2 separate regions of the Homo sapiens genome follow, and region 2 is linked to region 1. A link is an interaction called in ENCODE POLR2A ChIA-PET data of the cell type or tissue named here. Cell type or tissue: Panc1. All regions are shown on one strand. Links, peaks and the distances in the headings refer to the core of each region. The heading gives the core; the rest is flanking DNA.

Region 1 (11,046 bases), core at 1,005-9,004:
AACACCTCCTTCTTTGGTCCTCAGTTTCCTTATCTACAAAATGTGTGTAATGATAGGAACTCACTCATATGGTTACTCTGAAGATGGGAAATATGGTGATAATGATGTTTATGGCTTCTCTTTCTCACTCCTGGTCTAACAACTCCCTGGATGCTTCATGCCTGGCACAGTGCCTGGTGCAGAGCAGGAACTGAATACATATTTGCTGAAAGAGGAAATGAATGCAAACCACATAGACCTGGCTCCAATGTAAAAAGAGTGAGCTGAAGGCACCAGTGAGGCCAGAATTGCCTCCAAATTGTTCCCACTGTCATAACTGTACCTTTGGAGAGTAATTCCCTAAGCTGAAGCAGCATTCAGGAGGTCGTATTTCAGATGATAATACACATTCCAAGAACATCATCAGAGGAGACAGGATAGAGTAGTGTTTAAGAGCATAGACTTTGGAGTGAGACAGCTGGATTTAAAATCTGTTCCTAGCAGGGCAATCTCACACAAGTTACTTAACCTCTCTAGAACACTCCCTCCTCATCTGTAAGTGGGCTGTGGTTAGGAATAAACAAGATAATATACATATACAGGCTGAATATCCCTTATCTGAAATGCTTGGGACATGAAAGTGTTTCAGATTTCAGATTTCTTCGGATTTTGGAATATTTGTATCATACTCACCTGGTTGAGGATCCCCAGTCTGAGAATCCAAAATCCGAAATGCTCCCATGAGCATTTCCTTTGAGTATCATGTCAGCGTTCAAACAGTTTTGGATTTTGGAGCATTTTGGATTAGGGATGCTCAACTTGTCCATACTTAGTAGTGTGTCTTGTTCAGGGAAGTGCTCAGTCCATAGTAGCTGTTATTATTATAGCTTAATGTGGGGCTTCTAAGGTTTTCTTTTACCTCCAAAGTATTCATAATAGCAAACATGCACAAACTTAGACTATTGAGTTCTCATACCTTGATCTTAATATTTGTGTACATTTTGCTCTTGACACAATTACTTAATAATGGATTTTCTCCCAAGTAAAACTGATGAGGGACCAGTGGGGAGGGGCTCTGTTCATTCTGGACTTTTGCCTGTATCCTGCCACATGTCAATATCTTCTACCAGAATGTGGGTACTTCAGTGAAGAGCCTGGTTATTCTTTTGGGATGGGGAGGGGAAGAATGTAAACAAGGGCTGAGTGATCAAAGAAGGGGAAGGATTTTGAATTGTGAGAAGGGGCCCAGAAAAATAATGAAGAAGCAACAAAGAACCTTCATCTACCCCGTTGGCTCACTTACCGATAACAACATTTCCAGAAAGCTGGGATTACAGGTGTGCACCACTAATTTTTGTATTTTTAGTAGAGACGGCATTTCACCATGTTGTCCAGGCTGATCTTGAACTCCTGACCTCAAGTGATCCACCCACCATGCTCCCGACGATGTGCTAATCACACTAGATACTTTATTGCTACTTTTTACAGCAATCCTTTAAGTTAGGACTGTTACACCCCTTTTACAGATAGGGAATCCCAGGTGCAGAGCAGCTATAATACATAACTGTTCAAGTCAAGGTCATGGAGAGACAGAGCTGGGATTTAAATCCACATGGTTAGCCTGGTGGCTGCCTCTCTTCCTCAGCTGAGTCTCTAGTTAATTTTAGGGTCTTCCTCTCATCTGTGTTTTTACTTGTGATTGTGAATAAGAATGCTTATTTTAGATATAGATGTTGGAACATCTGACATGACTAAAGCTTCGAGATGGAAGTTTGAGCAGAAGCCATCTAGGTATTTAGGAATACACCAACTCCAGAACCAGATGCAGTGGTGCACACCAGTAGTCCCAGCGACTTGGGAGGCTGAGGCAGGAGAATCGCTTGAGCCCAGGAGTTTGAGGCCAGCCTGGGCAACTTAGCAAGACTCTGTCTCTAAAAAGAAAAAGAATTACTTAAAAAAAAAGAATAAATTGACTCCAGTGCATATGATGGTATCTTCCTTCAGAAATCCTAATCTGTCTGGAAGCTTTGAAATCAACTCCCTAACTAGACAAGCGATGTACAGTCATTAGCCATATAGCAACATTTAGGTCAACAGACCACGTATATGATGGTGGTCCCATTTAAGATTGTACTGGAGCTGAGAAATTCCTATCACCTTCTGCTGTCCTAACATCCATAGCATAACACATTACTCAAGTGCTTGTGATTAGATTGGTGTAAACAAATCTGCTGCACTGCCAGTCATATAGAAGTCTAGCACATACAATTATGTACAGAACATACTTGGTAATAATAATAAATATGTTACTGGTTTATATATTTACTATACTTTTTATCATTATTTTAGAGTATACTCATTCTACATTACATGTGTATATATGTGTGTGTGTATATATATATATACTTTTTTTTAAGTTACATATATATATATATGTTAACTGTAAAACAGCCTCAGGCAGGTCCTTCAGGAAGTATTCCAGAAGAAAGCGTTGTTATCATGGGAGATGATAGCTCCATGCTTGTTATTGTCCCTGAAGACCTTCAGTAGGACAAGAGGTGGAAGTGGAAGACAATGATATTGGTGATCTTGACTCTGTGTAGATCGAGGCTAATGTGGGTGCTTGTATCTGTTTTTAATAAAAAAGTTTAAAAAGTAAAAAAATAAAAAATAAAATGAAGTAAAAAAAATTAAAAATAGAGAAAATCTTACAGAATAAAGAAAGAAAATGTCTTTGGCTGGAGTCACAGAATGGGAAAAAAAAAAAAGGAGAAAAATAAGAAAGAAAATGGCCGGGTGCGATGGCTCATGCCTGTATTTCCAGCATTTTGGGAGGCCAAGGCAGATCAGTCCAGGAGATCAGCTTGGGCAACATAGTGAGACCCTTGTCTCTAAAAAAAAAAAGAAAAATTAGCCAGGTATTGGTGGCACATGCCTGTAGTCCTAGCCACTCAGAAGACTAGGGTGGGAGGATCACTTGAGCCTGGGAGTTCAAGGTTACGGTGAGCCATGATTCCACCACTGCACTCCAGCCTGGATGACAGAGCAAGGCCAGGTCTTTAATTAAAAAATAAAAATAAGATAAGAAAGAAAACATTTTTATACAGTTGTACAATGTGTTTGTGTTTTAAGCTAAGTGTTATTACAAAAGAGTCAAAAAGTTAAAAAAATAAAAATTTATAAAATATAAAGTTACAGTAAGCTAAGGTTAATTTATTTTTGAAGAAAAATTTTTATTTATAAATGTAGTGTAGCCTTAGTGTACAGTGTTTATAAAGTCGATAGTCATGTACAGTAATGTCCCAGGTCTTCACATTCACTCATCACTCACTCACTGATCCACCTAGAGCAACTTCCAGTCTTGCAAGCTTCATTCATGATAAGTGCCCTATACAGATGTACCATTTTAAATCTTTTATGTCATAATTTTACTGTACCTTGTCTGTTTAGGTATGTTTAAACGCACAAATACTTATCATTGTGTTACACTTACCTACCGTATTCAGTGCAGTAACATGCCGTACAGGCTGGTAGCTTAGGAGCAACAGGCTACACCATCTAGCCTAGGTGTGTAGCAGGCTACACTGTAGCTTTGTCTAAGTTCACTCTATGATGTTTCACACAATGACAAAATAATCTAATGAAGCATTCTCAGAATGTCTCTCCCTGATTAAGTGATGCATTACTGTAAATATAATCAGTGCTAGGCTTTCTTCTGGATGCTCTCCCAGAGACATCAGAGGATTCAACATATTGGCACTGCTAAAATCAGGAGAGAAGCTGAGTCTGGGGATGGTCCGAGAGCCACTCAGGGTCACACGGCTACTTTTCCTTCCTGAGTGCCTTGCCTGCCATGCTCTGCAGGGCCTCATCTTACCCAGTCACTATAGGTCCGAAAAGCTGTGTTCACTGGTTTTGCAAGATATTGGGAGGCACCGAGGGTAATTAAGTTTCAGTGAACAGGGCTACCTCTCAGTGGTGTGTTGGTTGACATTCTCCCGAGAGTTCTGTTCCAAGCCCTCTCATTTCTTGAAATGCATCCCTTTGCCCTCCAAGGTGTTCCAACCTGCAGCACTACTGTGGGTCTGAGTAACCCAGAACAGCCATGGGGGATGGCCAAGGCTCTCTGTGGGGGAGGCAACTCTCAGTGCCAGGGACCTACACCCAGCTAGCCCAAAGCTGTCCAAGGCAGCAGGGTTCTACTTTTGTCATTCAAATGGCTTGTTAGCAAACCACTGTTTGATGAACAAAGCTTGTCTCTCAGTGCTGAGAAAATGACAGTGTGTGTCCAGGGAATGGACTGACACTTGCAAGGCTCTCCCCATGTGGCTCCTTCAGTGTAGGAATAAAAATGAGCCCTGGAAGTCACAGAATCTTCCGGACGAGCCTCACCATGGAATCCCTGGGCACCTGCTCTGTGGACTGTGTGGTGGATCCAAAGGAGAATGAGGCAAAATCCCCCTCAGAATCAGACTTCCAGATCATCTGGCTCTACCTGCTCCTGAATTGCCTGCCTTAGAAACCCAGGGACCAGGACCTCCCAGTGCCTTCCAAATGTAAATCCCTGGTAGAGAGGCCTGAGACTGGGTATGTTAATCAAGTGGCCTGGGTGATTCTGGAGATTTCAGCAAGTGTAGTAAACAAGGATTCTAGTCAACTCCACTTTTGAGTGAGAAAGGCTCAGAGAGATTTGCCTTGGCCAAATCACAAAGCATGGTAGCCAAGAGCCCAGGTCTCTGACCCACGATCTTATCTGATGATCTTGTCACCACTGAATAATTTTTGTCTTACAGGGTTGTAATCTTTTAAGCTATGGGTATGTCAAGGCATACAGAGCAGCGTAATGGACATTGGAGACTCAGAATGAGAGTGGGAGGGAGGTGAGGGATGAAAAACTACCTGGTGGGTATGACTTACACGACTTGGGTGACAGGTGCGCTAAAATCCCAGACTTCATCACTATACAATTCATCCATGTAACCAAAAACTACTTGTACCACTAAAGCTGTCAAAATAAAAAAATTCAAAATAAAAGAACAAGGTTGCACTCCTAACTGTGGAACAACTGGGTATCTAGGAGGTACCCAAACATATGCCTATAAATGAAGGAGCTCCAGAAAGGAGATGTCACAATGAGTTGAAGAGTCTCAGATACTTTCCAAGGACCCCGTCCTTGGAATTTGGAATGGGGCCAAGGGGAGAAGGAAGGCCAGGCAAGGTTGAGAACACTCTGAGCAATGGCCTGGCACTAGAAAGACGGCAGTGTATGTAGGTGCCTGAGGAGAGTGGGGGATGCAGGGGAGCTTGTGGGAAGATATTGGAAACTAGGTTGATGGGGTCATAAAATAAAAATACCATATCCTTTTTTTTTTCTATTAGAAGGAGAAAAAAACCCAGGACAATAGAAGTACTAAATGCAACCGAGAAATAAACCCTAAGAGAAAGCAGGTCGAAAAAATTCAACTACTTCCATAGTGTGGTGCAAAGAGCCCACCCCTGGGAGCTGACAGGAATTCTGGCTCTTGCCCTGCCACTGACCTAGCTTCTGATGGTGGGGAAGTTCCTTCCTTTCTGTGGGCCTCATACCACATGATTGTTGAGTGCCTCATTGCAATGAAGGGTTTTTTTTTTTTTTTTGCATATGGCTTGTAAGAAGGGACTTGGGATGATGAAAGGTGACATACACTGAAATTGATAATGTAGCAAAATTAAAATAAACGGCATAGCAAAATGAACAGTTTATAGTATTTTCCTCATGTGCATCAAACAAATGATTGTAAAAAGAAATATTTAGAAGGTATTATAACAATCATTCTGGCAATCCAATTTAGCTATTTTGAGACAGGAAATAAAATCAGGGAAAAAATGTAAGAAATTTCATTTTTCTAAAGAGAAAATACACTATACCTATGAAGAAATGTATGCTATGTGAACACTTTTAAAAAACAACATACTTGGAATTTTTAAAATAAGCCGAACAACCACATGCTTAGAAGCTCTATCACATGACCTCCTGATCTTCCACGATTCTCTACTGGTACAGAGACTTTATCTTTCACACAGACTTCAAATATCTTTGGGAATTTGTGCTCCTTATTTACTGAGTGCTTGAGAAGAAAAGACAAAGCCAGTGGAATGGTCCGAGTGTGGCATCCGCTGCATTTATAAAGAATAAGAGCTGCAGTGGGTGTGATTCTTGGACAGAGTGGCGCTCATCCTTGTTCCTGCAATGAAGGACATGCCAGCCTCCAGGCTCTTTGACAGGTAAAGGGTTTTACTCCATCAGAAAAAGAGTTTTGCCAGTTGCAAATAATGGTCATATTGTACTTATATGCCATGAGGTCATGGTCTGTGAAATTAAACTTAAATGGCCAGGTTCCTGCATTTCTCTGAAATCTTTGCTGGCTACTTATTGATTCATATCCTCCTCAACAGGATTTGCTAGCAGACAAGCAGTAGCAGCTGCCAAAAGTTTAAAAACAGCTTATAGGAGAAAACTTACAATTAAAATGATTTTAATATCATGAAATATATGATTTTTATCATATCATTAAATAATATGATTTTTTTTACTCTGATGTGTGAAAAGCTCACTATTACCTAACTGTGATTTTAAAAATTTAATTATTATTTTTTAGAGATGAGGTCTTGCTATATATCTTGCCCAGGCTGGGCTTGAACTCCTAGACTCAAGCATTTCTCCTGCTCAGCCTCCCTGGTAGCTGGGATTACAGGCACGCACCACTACACCCAGTTTGCCTAATTTTTAAATAGCCCAATGCCTCTGGCCCATTTGTCAGGCACTGTGTGAGACCAGGTGCTTAAGATATGCTCTGGGAGGGACCTGAGTTCAGCCCATCTTGAAAAGATGAGGGCATTTTAGTGCCTCTCTCCAGGCCAAGTCTATAAATCCTGTTTACTAACATTTAGACTGATCCTCCTATCTCAGCCACTTTCCTGTTCTCAGAAATTATATTCAAGAGAATCCTTTTTCTTAGTATGAGGAGATGAATTTTTCTGAGTTCCATGTACTTAGGGACTTTCTTGTTTGTCTTCTACCCCCTGGTGCCCCATTTGTGGGACACATAATTGAGTACCTCATTGAAAACAGCCCGAAACAAGAGAGGCCAGGCAGTATAACGGGTAAGGGCAGGACTTTGGAGACAGACAGGCTTCAGAGCCATAGGTCTACCATTCATTAATTGAAAAGGACACTGTTTTTGGAAAGTGGTTCATCAGCCTGTCCACTGTACTTCTAAAAACGGTCAATTGGGGGAAATCTCTCCTTCCACTTCAACGCCATCCTTGGTCCTTGTGGTTTGGGTGGGGCCTTGCTACCCAGCTCAGAGTGGAGAATGTGACATGGGATCCAGACCATCAGAGCACTGCATCTCCTGGCCACAGTGATTGGTAAAGGACCCAATGAGAAACAATGACACTTCTGCGGGAAGTTCTGGAAGAGACTCTTACACTGAAGCTGAAACTGGAAGCATGTAGTGCTGGCCTGCTGTAGCCGTCTCGCAACCAGAAGGGAATAAAGGGGAGAAAGCCAACATGATGGAGGCGGAATGAGAAATGAGGAAAGAGAAAGCATGTACCTTGGTTAAGCTATACCTGAAACCTGTGTGTCTTCATTTTTAAGCACATGAGTCAATAAAGTTCCCTTTACTTAGGTCAATTTCTGCCACTTTCAAACAAAAGAATCTTGACTGATATACTCTGAAACTTGGGGCAAATTACTTCATCCCTCTCAGACTTTATTTTAAAATGGAGATAATACCGCCTACCTTGTAGAATCATTATGAACGGTAAAGGAGATGTACGTAAAATAGCACAAATCCTAGTACTTAAGTATTTAATACATTTAGCAATTAGAAATTATGAGTATTATAACTTTTATAATTATTAACTATTATAAAAAGACATTGTGTGACCTGAAAAATGAATACTTTATGGTATTTTTCTTCATGAGCATCAAGGCAAATTATAATAATAAAGATATTTAGGAGGTATTATAACAATGATTTCAGCAACACAATTTAGTTATTTTGAGAGTGTTCACAATGCCCAATTAAATAAATGGCATATTTTTAACCTTTGATATCTTTAAAAGTTATAGATGATATTGCCTAATCTTACCTGGAAATTTTACTGCTTGACAATAGATTACAAGGTCAGAAAGCTCTGGTGCAATCTGTCTGCTTTCCTTTTTATTCTGATCAAGATAAAATTCTTCTCCCAGTTCCATATCATAAACCTGGTAAGGGAAAAATGATACCATTTTACATGGAAGGTATATGCTACTCACCTCTGGATTCCCAAAGCTCTTTTATCTGTCCTCCTCTGGTGTTATTACTGTATTTCCCCTTGCATGGTAATTATCCATATACATGTCCCAACAGCTTTCCTAGAGTAAAAGCTTTCTGAGGGCAGGAGGTGAGTCTAATTCATCCTCCATCTTCCCTCAGTGCATGGTCCACTGTCTTACATGTGGAATGGTCAATAAATCTTTGTTAAATAAATAGAGGATTGACTATGTATCTTCCGTGGCTCAAATTTTTGACATATCTTACAATTCCATTGTCCAACAATGTCACTGCAACTGCGTCTAAAGATTTGCTCAGAGTCTATAAACTGTGAGGCACTTGAGGATAGGGTCTGGGTATCTCATTTATCTTCCTATTCTCAGTGTCATTCCTCTGCTATCTGGCCCGTTTATCTTCTTGGTCATCCCAAATGCCTTTAAAACTTCTTGCAATTCCCTGGACATACCAGGCTGCCCTCTTGGCCCGAATGTTCTGTTTTTGTCTGTTTAGCCAAATCTTCCTTCTGAAACCTCATCTTCCCTGAGAGCCTGTCCTTGATTCTCTGATAACACAGTATAATCACTGTTCTATGCACTTACATTCAACACAGTTGACATGTCTGCCTTCATCACTAAACCACCTCTGTGCCACTTCAGTACCTGCCACACATACACCATTAGTAGGTATTGGCTGGATGAATCAGTGACTAACTTTCCACAAATGGAAGGTGGGTGTCTTTTAATATCACCAAGTGAACTTTGGCAGGTATCTAAGGGAAAGTGAGGGGAAAGGTGAAAGGGAGGGACAGGGAGCAAGTGGAATCTCATCTGAAACTGACAAGAGTACCACATGGTCAAAGTGTCATTTAACAGAAACCGTTCACCCACCTTTCCTTTGTTGCAAGCAGAGTTATCTGCTTTCTTTATCCTCTTTGGGATTTCTTCATTATATTCAAACTGAAGCTTGTCATTACATGATTTATTTTCAGGTCTGTCTTCCAGAATGTTGTCTGAAAATAAGTTAGCAGACTTCAGTGAAAACGAACCCAATGCTTCACTTAAGAGCTACATGTGCATCACTGTGAGGACATCCAGATACTTGTACTTATCTATAAGAATGAGGCTCTAACTATATAGTATGTTAACAAAATGATGGCTTGAAGCATAACTGTAAAAATTGGGTTGATGCAGTTATTTTCAATTTAATTGATTTATTTACCAGTAGTTTTTGTCACTTATATACATAATTTAAATGATTCAAAATAATCTGGCATATAGACATAATCTAAATGAAGATGCCAATTTTCATACAGATGATTGGAACTGTGCAAATATTATGGAAGATACCCCGTGTCAAGAAGCTGACAGCACACACGTTTGGGAAGGATTTAGTGGCTGAAGCACTTCTAGAAGGTACATACATGATTGACTCACTCTCACTTTGAAATGAAGCTATTTACTTCTTTTACCTTGAGAAATGCCAAAACCTAGGGGGAAAGACTTATTATTGGGTGCAATGCAAAGTCTTCACAATTATAATTAAAAAGTAAAGTTTTCATGATTGTTATTAATTTACTAAGTGATAATCATAACAGAAAATAAAATATATCTGAATATTATATCATAAGATATAATCTTATATTTTGCTCTTTTTTTGCTTTTCTATTTGGAATGACTCTAAAGGTATTAGAAGTGTATCGTGATGATGACCTTTTAAAATGAAAAACAAGAAAGCTAATTTCTCACTCAAGATTTAGTATCGCATCATCAGAGCACAAACGATTAGACCAAAAGGACCTTATACCAAATCAGGGCCATGCAGGCTGACAAGAAGTAAATGAGATAAATCATTTCATTACATTTGTATTCACAGAAGTATCACAACGTCATGCTAACCGGGCCCAAGAAATTGGAAACAGAATGCTGACATCCATGCAGTTAAAATGCCCCGTTCAAATGGCATTTACCTTCCTGACCGTTAGGAGCAGGGGAGGCAGTAAGGACATCTGCTACAGAAAAACAGAATCAGAAAGGGGTAAAGGAAGGAGAAAATTAAGACAAACACCAGATAAATTAAACAAAGGCATGAAGCAAAGCACAAATAACAGCAGCTTAGATTATAAATAAATGAAACAGGAAATGCTCTATAGATTTAATATTTTGACTGTGGAACAATGCAAGGACTAGCAGTAAACGAAATGTAAACATTATTAATGTGAATCATGCCAAGGGCTGACACATTCATGTTACATATTTTCAGTTACTGACTGCTGTAATACTCCCAATATGACTTCATTTCAAATGTACAGAAACAGATTAATTTCTTGGAATTGTGCTGTCATTGTCATAGAATATGTCTGCGTTAAGTTGTAAATTCAAATTTGTCTGCAGTGTATGTTCAAAACTAGACACAAGGTAAACAACAAGGTTGGGAGAAAAATATTAAGAATTTATTACCCAAAAGGCAGAGTTACAATTTCTCAGATAAATAACTCTCATTTGCAACTTCCTTAGCGTTTTCTTGCAATAATTCTGTGGCTAGGCATTATCTCATTTTTATAGCCCAAATGGTGTTAGATTAATTCCTTTATTTAATGGGCATGAAAACCAAGGATGAGAGATCACAGAGATAAACCGGGCACCCTGACTTTAGAGATGGGTTCCTAATCTAGGATGCCTATGAGGGTCTCAGGAAACTTGTGAAACTCTTGCAGTTGTGCAGAATTTTGAGAGCACGTTTTATTTTTCAGAGGTGATAGCTT
Region 2 (11,046 bases), core at 1,156-9,155, 63 kb before region 1:
TGTTAACTTTTTAGCTTTAAATTACAAAAGCGATTCTGTAGTATGAAGTCATTTTGGTTTGTTTCTAGCACAATTATACTTGCATATGTTTCATATAATTGAATGTCAGTTTCTATTACCTAGGACCATTTAATCAAAGTTGAACTGAAATAATGCATTTTATTGTTTGAAATTATATTAGTTTGGAATTTGTGACAGAACAATCTAGTTAAATTTTACTTTCGCTTAGCAGACCTCATTAATAGCAAAAATGAATTACAGGTCAACTGTTTAACTGTTTTCAGTCACCCATCATAAAACCATTACAGATTATGCTAGTGTTGATTAAATCTAGTTCCCTATGAATTTCCTAAGGTGGACATGTTTTTCTGTAGCCCAAAACTATGAAGTATTAGTTTGTATAAAGTAATATATAGTGTTAAAAACAAAGGAGAATATTCTGTACTTAAAAAAAAACTAAATAGGATTATCCTATTTGTTAATTAATATGAATTATTTTGGGCTTATTATCATAGAAGCTAAGAATATGAGCTCTAGGCTGGTTGCACTGGCTCATGCCTGTAATCCCAGCACTTTGGGATGCTGAGGTGGGAGGATCACTTGAGCCCAGGAGTTTGAGACCAGTCTGGGCCACATGGTGAAACCCCGTCTCTACAAAAAACACAAAAATTAGCTGGGTATTGTGGCTCACCTATGGTCTCAGCTACTGGGGAGGCTGAGGTGGGAGGATCAATTGAACCTGGGAGGTGGAGGCTGTAGTAAGCTGTGATAGTGCCACTGTACTCCAGCCTAGGTGACCAAGTGAGACCCTGTCTCAAAAAAAAAAAAAAAAAGTTCTAGAATCAGACTGCCTGAGTTTGAATCCTATTTTCCTTTGGTTTATGAGCTTGAATCCTATTTTCCTTTGGTTTATGAGCTTAGCCAAGTTATTTTCTCTTCCTTTGCTTCAGTTTTCTTATCTATAAAATGGGTCCAATGATAGTACCTGTATTGTTGAGGAGATGATGTGTAGTAGTAAATACAAAATTCTTAGCTGTTGTCATTATTATTATTACTGTAAAAATATTTTATTAAGATTCTTGGATACTTGTAAGCAGAGGAATATGTAAGGGAACATCTAATCTGTTTTAGAGATCATTGAAGATCCTATTCAAGAGCTGACCATAGAAGAACATTTGATTGAGAGAAAGAAGAAATTACAGGAGAAGAAGATGCATATTGCAGCCTTGGCATCTGCCATATTATCAGATCCAGAAAATAATGTAGGTAGTATTAATTTCTTTAGGCTCTTTGTATTAGGTATGGTGTAAATGCCTAATTGTTAAGATTCCCTTGTTACCTATAAGCATACACTAAAAGGAAAAGCATTAACTAAACATAGTAGCTGGGTTAGAGTAAGAGAGTAGACAGAATCTTAGCTTAATGCTATGTCTGAACTTAATTTCTTTTGTAATCCTAGAAAAGTTACTTAAACTCTCTGAATCTTATTCTCCTCATCTTCATATATGAAAATACTGGACATCTTATAACTCTAAAAATGTTTAAATTTATAAAATTGTATTAGGGAGGAGGAACCTGTTTGCAAATTTGCTTGACATACCCGTGGAGTTTTTAAAAAGCGCGCTACAGGGGAAGTGTATGGAATTAGTTCAGGAATATTTGTAAGTTGAAAATATTTTAAGTGAACTAGAGCCAAAGTTAAAGTAAAGTGTTATTGTGCCATGTGTATAGTCGTTGAGTTAGTGATGGTTATAACACATGAACTAGAGAAATCTGAGGTTTAATCTTGGCCCTGATAAGTACTATCTGTGAGACTTTGGGTAAGTTATTTATCCAAGACTCTTTCATCTCTAAAAAAGGACAGTGTCTTTTTCAAAACTTTGTGGTGAGGATTATATGATGAAATATACGTGAAGTCATATAAAATGATACTATTATTATTGTTATGCTGGTGTCCCCAGCATACTATTATAACAAGTATTTGTTTATGAAATGATAGAATAGCTTATTTACATTTATAGAAGCAAATTTCATGTGGGAATGCTTTGGAGTAGTACTTGTCCTTTTCTAATGAAGTGAGGGGAAGATCTAGAGCAGAATTAGGGAAGAGAGATTTGGAATATTTCTTATGTGTATTCTCTCAATCATTACAAAACCATAGGCATAAGAGATTGATCTAATTTTACAGCTGGAAAATTGAGCCTTAAAAAACCCAAGTGATTTGTTCCAGATTTTAACAGCCACTGGATTGGAACCCAGATCTTCTACTCAGGAACCTGTGCTCACAGACAATAGTAGTTCATCAAAGCAGTCGAAACCATCATAGAAATTATCTTTGAAGCTCAAGTTAATGTGGCTATATTACATGTAATTCCTGATTAATTCATGTGTATGACTGATATATTTGGTTAATGTATATAACATTTTAGTATATTTTGAAAAGCGTTTTTAGAAGAATAGGACACACGTACTTTAGGAAAATCCAGCAAAAAAGAATTTCCCAAAATAGCTAAATAATAAATGTAAACTAATTTTTTAAGGTCTGTATGTTTCTAACTATATGACAAAAATATGATTACTGATATAGTTTGGAGGTGTGTCCCCTCCAAATCTTATGTTGAAATGTGACCTCTGATGTTGGAAGTGGGCCTGGTGGGAGGTGTTTAGATTATAGGGGTGGATCCCTCATGAATGGCTTGGTGCCATCCTTGTGGTAACAAGTGACTTCTCACTCTGGTAGTTCATGTGAGAGCTGGTTGTTTAAAAGAGCTTAGAACCTCCCCTATCTTTCCTGTGACACCCTGGCTCCCCCTTTGCCTTCTGCCTTGATCGTAAGTTTCCTGAGGCCTCACCAGGAGTAGACGCAGGCACCGAGCTTCCTCTACAGCCTGCAGAACTATAAGCCAAAATAAACCTCTTTTCTTTATAAATTATCCAGCCTCAGGCATTTCTTTCTAGCAATACAAGAACGGACTAATACAATTACTTTATGACTTTAGTGACTTATCTCTTGGTAAAGTGAGCAGGGTCTGGAGTTTGGTGTGGCATGACTAGACTTGGAGTCATTGTGTGAATTCCGCTTGTTTTGCCGGATGTGGGGCTGTTGTCTTTTGTTCATAATTGTTTCGTCATGATTTCTCCAGCTTTATAAGCTATTTCTTTAACAGATTAAAAAATTGAAAGAATTACGTTCTATGTTGATGGAACAAGATCCTGATGTGGCTGTTACTGTTCGAAAGCTGGTAATTGTTTCTCTGATGGAGTTATTTAAAGATATTACTCCTTCATATAAAATCCGGCCCCTCACAGAAGCAGAAAAATCTACTAAGGTAATGCTAGATTGCTAGATATAATTACTATCTAAAATAACTAAACATTTTGGAGAGATAGACTTTTTTTTTTTGAGGCAGAGTTTTACTCTGTCGCCCAGACTAGAGTGCAGTGGCGTGATCTTGGCTCACTGCAACCTCTGCCTTCCGGGTTCAAGTGATTCTCCTGCCTCAGCCCCCTCAGTAGCTGGGATCACAGGCATGCGCCACCAGGCCCAGCTAATTTTTGTGCTTTTAGTAGAGACGGGGTTTCCCCACGTTGGCCAGGCTGGTCTCAAACACCTGACCTCAGGTGATCTACCCGCCTCTGCCTCACAAAGTGCTGAGATTACAGGCATGAGCCACCACGCCTGGCCTAAACGACTGCCGCGTTTTTTGTTTTTTGTTTTTTTAAATAGTACTGGGTGTATACTAGACACACATATTTTATACTAATTTTGGGCTTTTAATGTTCTGATTTTAAAAAATGATTGACCTTTTTGGTCTTTTCAGACCCGAAAAGAAACCCAGAAGTTAAGAGAATTTGAAGAAGGCCTGGTTAGCCAATACAAGTTTTATTTGGAAAATCTGGAACAAATGGTTAAAGGTATATTAAACATATCTTCAAAGTTTGTAACATACTTAGCCTTGATCATGAAGGTGAATTCTGTACAGTGTTCTGTGTTGTGTAGTGAGAGGCAGGTATGGTCAGGAACAGAATCTAGAGTCAGACTTCCAGGGGTCAAATCCTGGCTCCACCACTTACTACCTATGTGATGGGAAAATTACATAGTCTTTCTGTGTCTCAGTTTTCCTGTCTAAAAAATGGAAATAATTATAGTACTTACCTTCCAGGATTATTGTAAGAAGTAACTGAGTTTGTAGATATGAGGTGCTTTAAACAGTGCCTAGCATGTACTATACACTATATTTTATCAATTATTAGTATTATTGCTGCAGTTTTTAGTAAGTAGTTGTATTTTTGTTGACTACAATGCATTTAACAAAATACATTGTTATGAACAGTTGGGATTTATTCTGCTGTTTTTTATTTGGAGGCATGGTAGTCAGGGAAGAAGGATAACTAGAGGCCAGGCGTGGTGGGTCACACCTGTAACCCCAGTGCTTTTGGAGGCCGAGGCAAGAGGATTGCTCGAAGCTAGGAGTTTGAGACCAGCCTGGGGAATGTAGTGAGACTCCTGTCTCTAAAAAAAAAAAAAAAAAATTAGGCATGATGGCCCATGCCTATAGAGCCCCAGCTACTGGAGATCTGAGCTGAGAGGATCACTTGAGTCCAGAAGTTTGAGCCTGCGGTGAGCTATGATTATGCCACTGCACTGTAGTCTGGGCGATAGAGTGAGACCCTGTCTCAAAAGAAATGAATAAATAAATAGAAGGATAACTAGAAATGGATATTTGCATGTCTTGAAAATGGATTTATGAGTCAATTATTTGGGATGATAAACTCTTAAACTCTTCAGAAAAGGAAGGACATAGAAAAAATAGGGGTAGGAATAGGGAAGACAGTTGTTGCCTAGGCCAGGTGTTTTCATTTGGCCTAATTGGCTCATTTACCCAGCTTATTTACTAAGATCACCCATTGCTGTCAGCTGGAACAGGACCACTGAATCCTGTTGGCCTAATAAGGGCATAAAGGTAGTGGAGTATAGTGGGGTGGGGGTGGGTAGTATGGATATTGCTTCTATGTTCTGGTGTTCCAGCTGGCACCCTATTAGTGTTTGTTCTTCCAGTGAGAGGGCCTGGGAGTTTTTCTTTTGTTTTTGAATTTCTGAACTGTTTGGAAAGCTCCTGGGATCTTTGTGCAACCATCTCTGTCTGATAGAACTATAACATGAGCCACATATGTCATTTAAAAAAAATGCAGACACACTAAAAAGCAATGAAATTAATTTTAATAGTATATTATATATATTCAGATTATCATTTCAACATGTAATAAATTTTAAAAATTAATGTCTTACATTCTCAGTTTTTTTTAGTACTAAGTTCAAATCTGGTTTGTATTTTATACTTAGAGTGTATTTTATACTTAGAGTATATCTTAATTTGTATTAGCTGCATTTCAAATGCTCAATTGACTCCTATATGTGGCAGTTAGTAGCCTCCATATTGGACCTTTCCTGAGCAGATCGAACCATTATGAAGTCTTTTTTTCTTCTTCTTTTTTTTTTTTTTTTTTGAGACGATGTCTTGCTCTGTCGCCAGGCTGGAATGCAGTGGTGCAGTCACAGCTCACTGCAACCTCTGCCTCCCAGGTTCAAGTGATTCCCCTGCCTCAGCCTCCTGAATAGCTGGGACTACAGGCGTGTGCCACCCACCATGCCTGGCTAATTTTTTTTTTTTTATGTTAGTAGAGATGGGGTTTCACCATGTTGGTCAAGATGGTCTCAATCTCCTGAGCTCGTGATCTGCCCACCTTGGCCTCCCAAAGTGCTGGGATTACAGGTGTGAGCCACTGTGCCCAGCATATGAAGTCTTTTTTTAAGGGGTGTGGGAATGTGTGTGTGTGTGTTTATGTGTGTTAAAATGTACATTGATTGTAAAAGAAAGCCAATTAGTTTAACTTTTGACCAATGAGTAAAGTAACTACAGTTATCTTTTGATTAGATTGGAAGCAGAGGAAGCTGAAGAAAAGTAATGTAGTTTCCTTAAAGGCATACAAAGGACTGGCAGAAGTCGCTGTGAAGAGCTTGTGTGAGCTGTTGGTGGCACTACCTCATTTTAACTTTCACAACAACATCATCGTATTGATTGTCCCTCTCATGAATGACATGTCAAAATTGGTGAGTTGCTGTAAATGGTTATTGCTGTCCTCCTTAGAAAATTATACACCATGTGGGCCAGGCACGGTGGCTCACACCTGTAATCCCAGCACTTTGGGAGGCCGAGGCAGGCAGATCACGAGGTCAGGAGATCGAGACCACCCCAGCTAACATGGTGAAACCCCATCTCTACTAAAAATACAAAAAATTAGCAGGGCGTGGTGGCAGGCGCCTGTAGTCCCAGCTACTTGGGAGGCTGAGGCAGGAGAATGGCGTGAACTCAGGAGGCAGAGCTTGCAGTGAGCTGAGATTGCGCCATTGCACTCCAGCCTGGGCAATAGAGCGAGACTCTGTCTCAAAAAAAATAAATAAATGAATAAAAAAAGAAAATTATACACCATGTGATTTTTTTCCCCCTACAAAATTCTTCTGAAGTTATTTATTGGTAAAATAATGTCAATTTATTAAACACTGTCTATCTGAAGAAAATTATCTGAACATAAGTTTGGTGTAGTGGTTCACAACAGGAAGCAAATTTGTCCCCCAGGGAACATTAGGCAATGTCGGCATACATTTTTGATTGTGATGACTGTGGTGGCGATAGAGTCTTAACTACTGGCATCTAGTGGAGAAAGTCCATGGAGGCTTTTAAACATCCTAGGACAGTCCCCCTACAACAAAGAATTCTGTTACCCAAAACGTCAGTAGTGCTAAGGTTGAGAAACACTGGTTAAGTATGACATTTTATTTTTCAGATATCTGAAATGTGTTGTGAAGCTGTGAAGAAACTCTTTAAGCAAGATAAATTAGGCCAAGCTTCTCTTGGTGTAATTAAAGTGATTTCTGGTTTTGTGAAGGGCAGAAATTACGAAGTTAGGCCAGAGGTGAGCCTTTTTTTTTTTACTTTGCATTTTGTTTTTAAATTACAAAGTTGATTTTCAGTTGTTATGAGGAATTTATTCCTTATAAGTGTATGAAGTAAAAAGTATTCAAGCTCCTTAAGTGTTTAACATGTCAACTCCTGAAATGTTTGATACTATTAACAGTTCGGTATTTATCCTTCTAGATGTTTTTCTTTGCAGATATAGTCATATATACTTGCTTATATTTTAAAATAAAAAATGGGCTTATACTTTGAAAACTGTTCTGGAACAGTTTTCATTTTCTATATTGTGAACTTACATATAGGGTTATCCCATTCTTTCTAATGCCTACCAGAGTATTCCATTGTGTGCCCTAATTGTTGAACAGCTGAGTTTTTTCTAGATTTTTGCTGCCACAGTCAGTGTTGAGAACATTTTGGCCATATTATTTTTTCATATTGTGTGAATATTCTGTGAATTAAATTTATAAAATGTAGATGCTGGATCCAACAGTAATCACATTTACAAACTCAAATTGTTGTTCAAAAACATTTAATCACTGTGTTCCTGCTAGGAATATGAGTGTCAGTTCCCTCCTACCTGCTCAGAATGTTACTATTTAATCTTTGTTAGTCAGGTAGGTGAAAAGTTTATATATATATAAACTTTTTTTACCTGCTTATTATTTGTCAGTTTTTCTCTTAAAGTAATTGTCTTAATGACTTGTGATGAGTTTTTAGTACATATTCATTTTAATAAATAACTGCTATGTGCCAGGCACTTTTTTTAGGTCCTGGGAATAAAATAGTAACAAAAGAAACGAAACTATCTGTTTGTGGAGCTTGCATTACATAAAGAATATTAACTCTTTGTTACATAGGTTGCAGATTGTTCTCTTTTTTACTTTGCCTTTTAATTCTGTGTTCAGCCTTATATATGAAGCTATATTTTTTGTTATGCACATAGTCTCCTCAATCCCAATTTACGGAGTCTCTCCGAGATTTTTAATTTTAATTTTTATATTTAAATATTTAAACCATTTGACATCTTTGTATGTGTGGTATGAGTACAGATTTAATATCTGTGTTTAATATATGTAATGAATATATATTTTATATAGTTTAATATATATTGAATATTTATATTATGTATATATTTGATATAATCTGACAGCCAGTTATTTCATCACCATTTTTTTTCTGCTGATATAAAATGCTGCTTAATTATTGTGTTATATCTATAGTATATTTGGGTATGTGGTACAATAATAATCAGAAAGGGTATAATTGATAAAAGACATGACTATTCTTTTTTCTCCACAATATTCTTATTTATTTCAGTATATTACTCCAGGCAGTTTAGAATCCATTTTTCACTTCCTTCCCTCAAAATAGTCCACACAGAGAATCTGATTAGAATCGATTCAATGTATTGATTAGTTTGGATGAATTAAAATATTTACAGAATTGATTTTTTTCTATTCAAGAATATCATATCTTGCCATTTATTTAAGACTTCTTTTATGTTCTTAAGTAAAATTTTATAGTTTTCTTCACTGAGGTCTTAGATATTTTAATTTGTCTTTAGTAATACAGTTTTGGGTGTTAAGCTGTTCTACCATTTTATTTCTGGATTTCACAGTTTTCCTTTGGCATCAGATTCCTTTTTATTTTCTTAAATCTGATTTCAGTTGAATTGCTAAAATTATAAACATTAAATGAAAGTAACAGAGCATATTTAGCATCTTTACTTAGAATTGTAGAGCAATCAGATAAGGCTTGAACATGAAACTCAGCCATAGGAAAACCCTTTAACTTTCGTGATGCTAGAGTAAAAACTACATCATTTGATTTGGAGTTATTTTTCGTTGGTAGGTGATATTTTGAGCACATACAGTACCTACAAAATATTCAGAGTTGGTCTTTCTGATACCTAGAATGACTTCAGGTTCACTCTTTATGCCTTTAGTTATTCCTTGTTTCATTCTGTGCTTTTAGCCGTGTAATCCCAAATACTCAGCTTTCTTCCAAATGTGCATATTGGAACATCAAAATAATACAAACCTGTAGTTCTCAAGGTTTTTTCCAGGAATGCTGCTGTGCCTGCGGGAGGTCGGTAGGGTGATTTCATCCAGAGAAAGTGTAGCATTTTAAACCCCTTTTGTTCTTAGTGTTTGAGTATGCGAAGTTTGCTGTATCACACAAAACACCAGTTTCCAAATTAGTTTCTGAATTTTTGAATGGCATAAAGCAATAATTTTTATTTTTGTCCCCAGACCAGCATCAGCTGGGAATTAGAATGCAAATTCTGGGGCTCAACTCAGACCTACTAAATCAGAAACTCTGGGGATAGGGCCCAGCAATTTGTGTATCTTCTCCCATACTGGTCCAAACCTTTTCCTGGCCTGTTTTCTCTTTGTCATCCTGTTGGCATGTGTTCTCTCTTCCTTATACTCATTAAACTGCAAAGAAAGTTTTGTATATTTAGTTAGTATTTGCTAGCGTCCGTTTTGTATGTTTGCTCCCGTCCTTCCATAGACACAAGTTATTAATATAGCATACAGATAAAAGAAGTTGGTGTAAAATGTTATAAAAGATGTTTGAAGGTTTTTTCATGAACGAGGGAAATAACACTGTTAAATGCTTTTCTATGTAAAGTTTTTGAGGGCAATATAAATATTAAGCTGTATATTTGTGTTTTTTTTCCAATATTAGATGTTAAAAACATTTTTATGCCTAAGAATCAAGGAAGTAGAAGTGAAAAAAGATACAGAAGACATTAATAAACCAAAAAAATTTATGACTTTCAAAGAAAAGAGAAAATCTCTATCAAGAATGCAGAGAAAGGTTTGACTTATTTCCCCTTTTGTTTCATTTAAATTTTCTGTTTATTTGATCTTAGATTAAACTTATAGGCACATGTAAAAATCATAGTTAAATCATAAACATAAAAGTTTTGAAATACATCATTTAGAGAATTTTATCTTTTCCTGTTACTGCAAAGAAATGTTTTCTTAAATCAGTTTTAACTGATAATGATTGGCAAGGAGAGCAATAGATGAAAAGATATTTTTGCCATGCTGGCTTTTATCCTTTGGCTTTTTAGATCAATTTAGAGTTATGATACACAGATTCCTTCCTTAACAGAAAAGATGCATTCACGTGAAGTTGGCAGCAAAGTGAGTTTCTGTTAATTGAATCTTGTTTCTTTGTTGGTTTGTATTTTAAACTTGGGTTGAAATTTCAGCCGCTTGTTTATTTACTGAAACTTTGGAAACTTTATTTATTTATTTATTTATTTTTTGATAAACGGGGCTAATAATAGTACCTACCTTGCAGGGTAATCGTGCAGGTTAAATGAGATGATGCATATAAAACACTTGGCAGGCTTTATAAACCTTAGTTTTAGTACCACCACCATCATCACTATTATTGTTATCATCACATCTCAGAACATTTCTAAACAGTTTATTAGAGTGATCAAGTTGCTTGTAAAAACAAAAGTAATCTCTGGGGATATTCATCTTTGAATGGGTCTAATTTTGAAAACATGATGGAAGTATCAAAATAGACTTAATAATTGTGAACAAAAGAAGATACATATTTTAACTATTTATATTATACTATCCTAATGCAGGTTGGATAGCTCTGTTAGGAAGAGCATGTGTATAGATGAGGTGAGGAAACAAAGACCAATAAGAACATGGCAGCTCTTTAACAACTTCTCATGAGAGAAGGAAACAATTTTTCAGTTCCCTGTGCCTCAGGCAGCTTAGAAATTATCATTTACTGCTCTTACAGCATTAGGTAGTAGAAAAAAAAGGATATTTTATTGAATTTCTTTATAGGGCCCAGTTTTATGCATTGTATGTAAATGTGTTGGGGAAGTATTGTTGGTGACTGGCTTCCAAGTTATAGATGATTTAATCCTAGCCATTATTTTTGGGCTCAACATGTTCTTTCCTTTTTTTTTTCTTTTTTGAAAAACTTTAATAATAGAAAATGATAGCATATCCCAGATATCTGCTATTCAGAATGAGCAAATATTAATAGATTTACTTTAGTTTTTTTCCTGGAAAAGAAAGAAACCATA

The links. Peaks named below come from ENCODE experiments on the same cell type or tissue, not always from the same donor. Only the 100,000 strongest peaks of a DNase experiment are listed, where the experiment ranks them.
Region 2: POLR2A ChIA-PET joins it to region 1 with 10 read pairs; 2 of 35 experiments call an interaction of 5 or more read pairs at or near these places.

What each region holds. Positions count from the first base shown.
Region 1 is chr10:94,282,038-94,293,083 of GRCh38, reverse strand. It overlaps PLCE1 (phospholipase C epsilon 1), which reads right to left. Exons shown (of 33, transcript NM_016341.4): 21 at 9,173-9,294; 22 at 8,119-8,236. PLCE1-AS1 (PLCE1 antisense RNA 1) reads left to right here and starts at 6,014. Exons shown (of 4, transcript NR_033969.1): 1 at 6,014-6,243; 2 at 9,598-9,697. In Panc1, for the core only: no CTCF peak of the experiment used is centred there; no DNase peak of the experiment used is centred there.
Region 2 is chr10:94,345,179-94,356,224 of GRCh38, reverse strand. It overlaps NOC3L (NOC3 like DNA replication regulator), which reads left to right. Exons shown (of 21, transcript NM_022451.11): 6 at 1,132-1,262; 7 at 3,168-3,329; 8 at 3,822-3,915; 9 at 5,937-6,112; 10 at 6,847-6,975; 11 at 9,669-9,800. Among named protein-coding and RNA genes, the nearest start is that of NOC3L, 12 kb to the left of the region's middle. In Panc1, for the core only: CTCF peaks have their summits at 6,513 and 6,716 (motif pointing left); no DNase peak of the experiment used is centred there.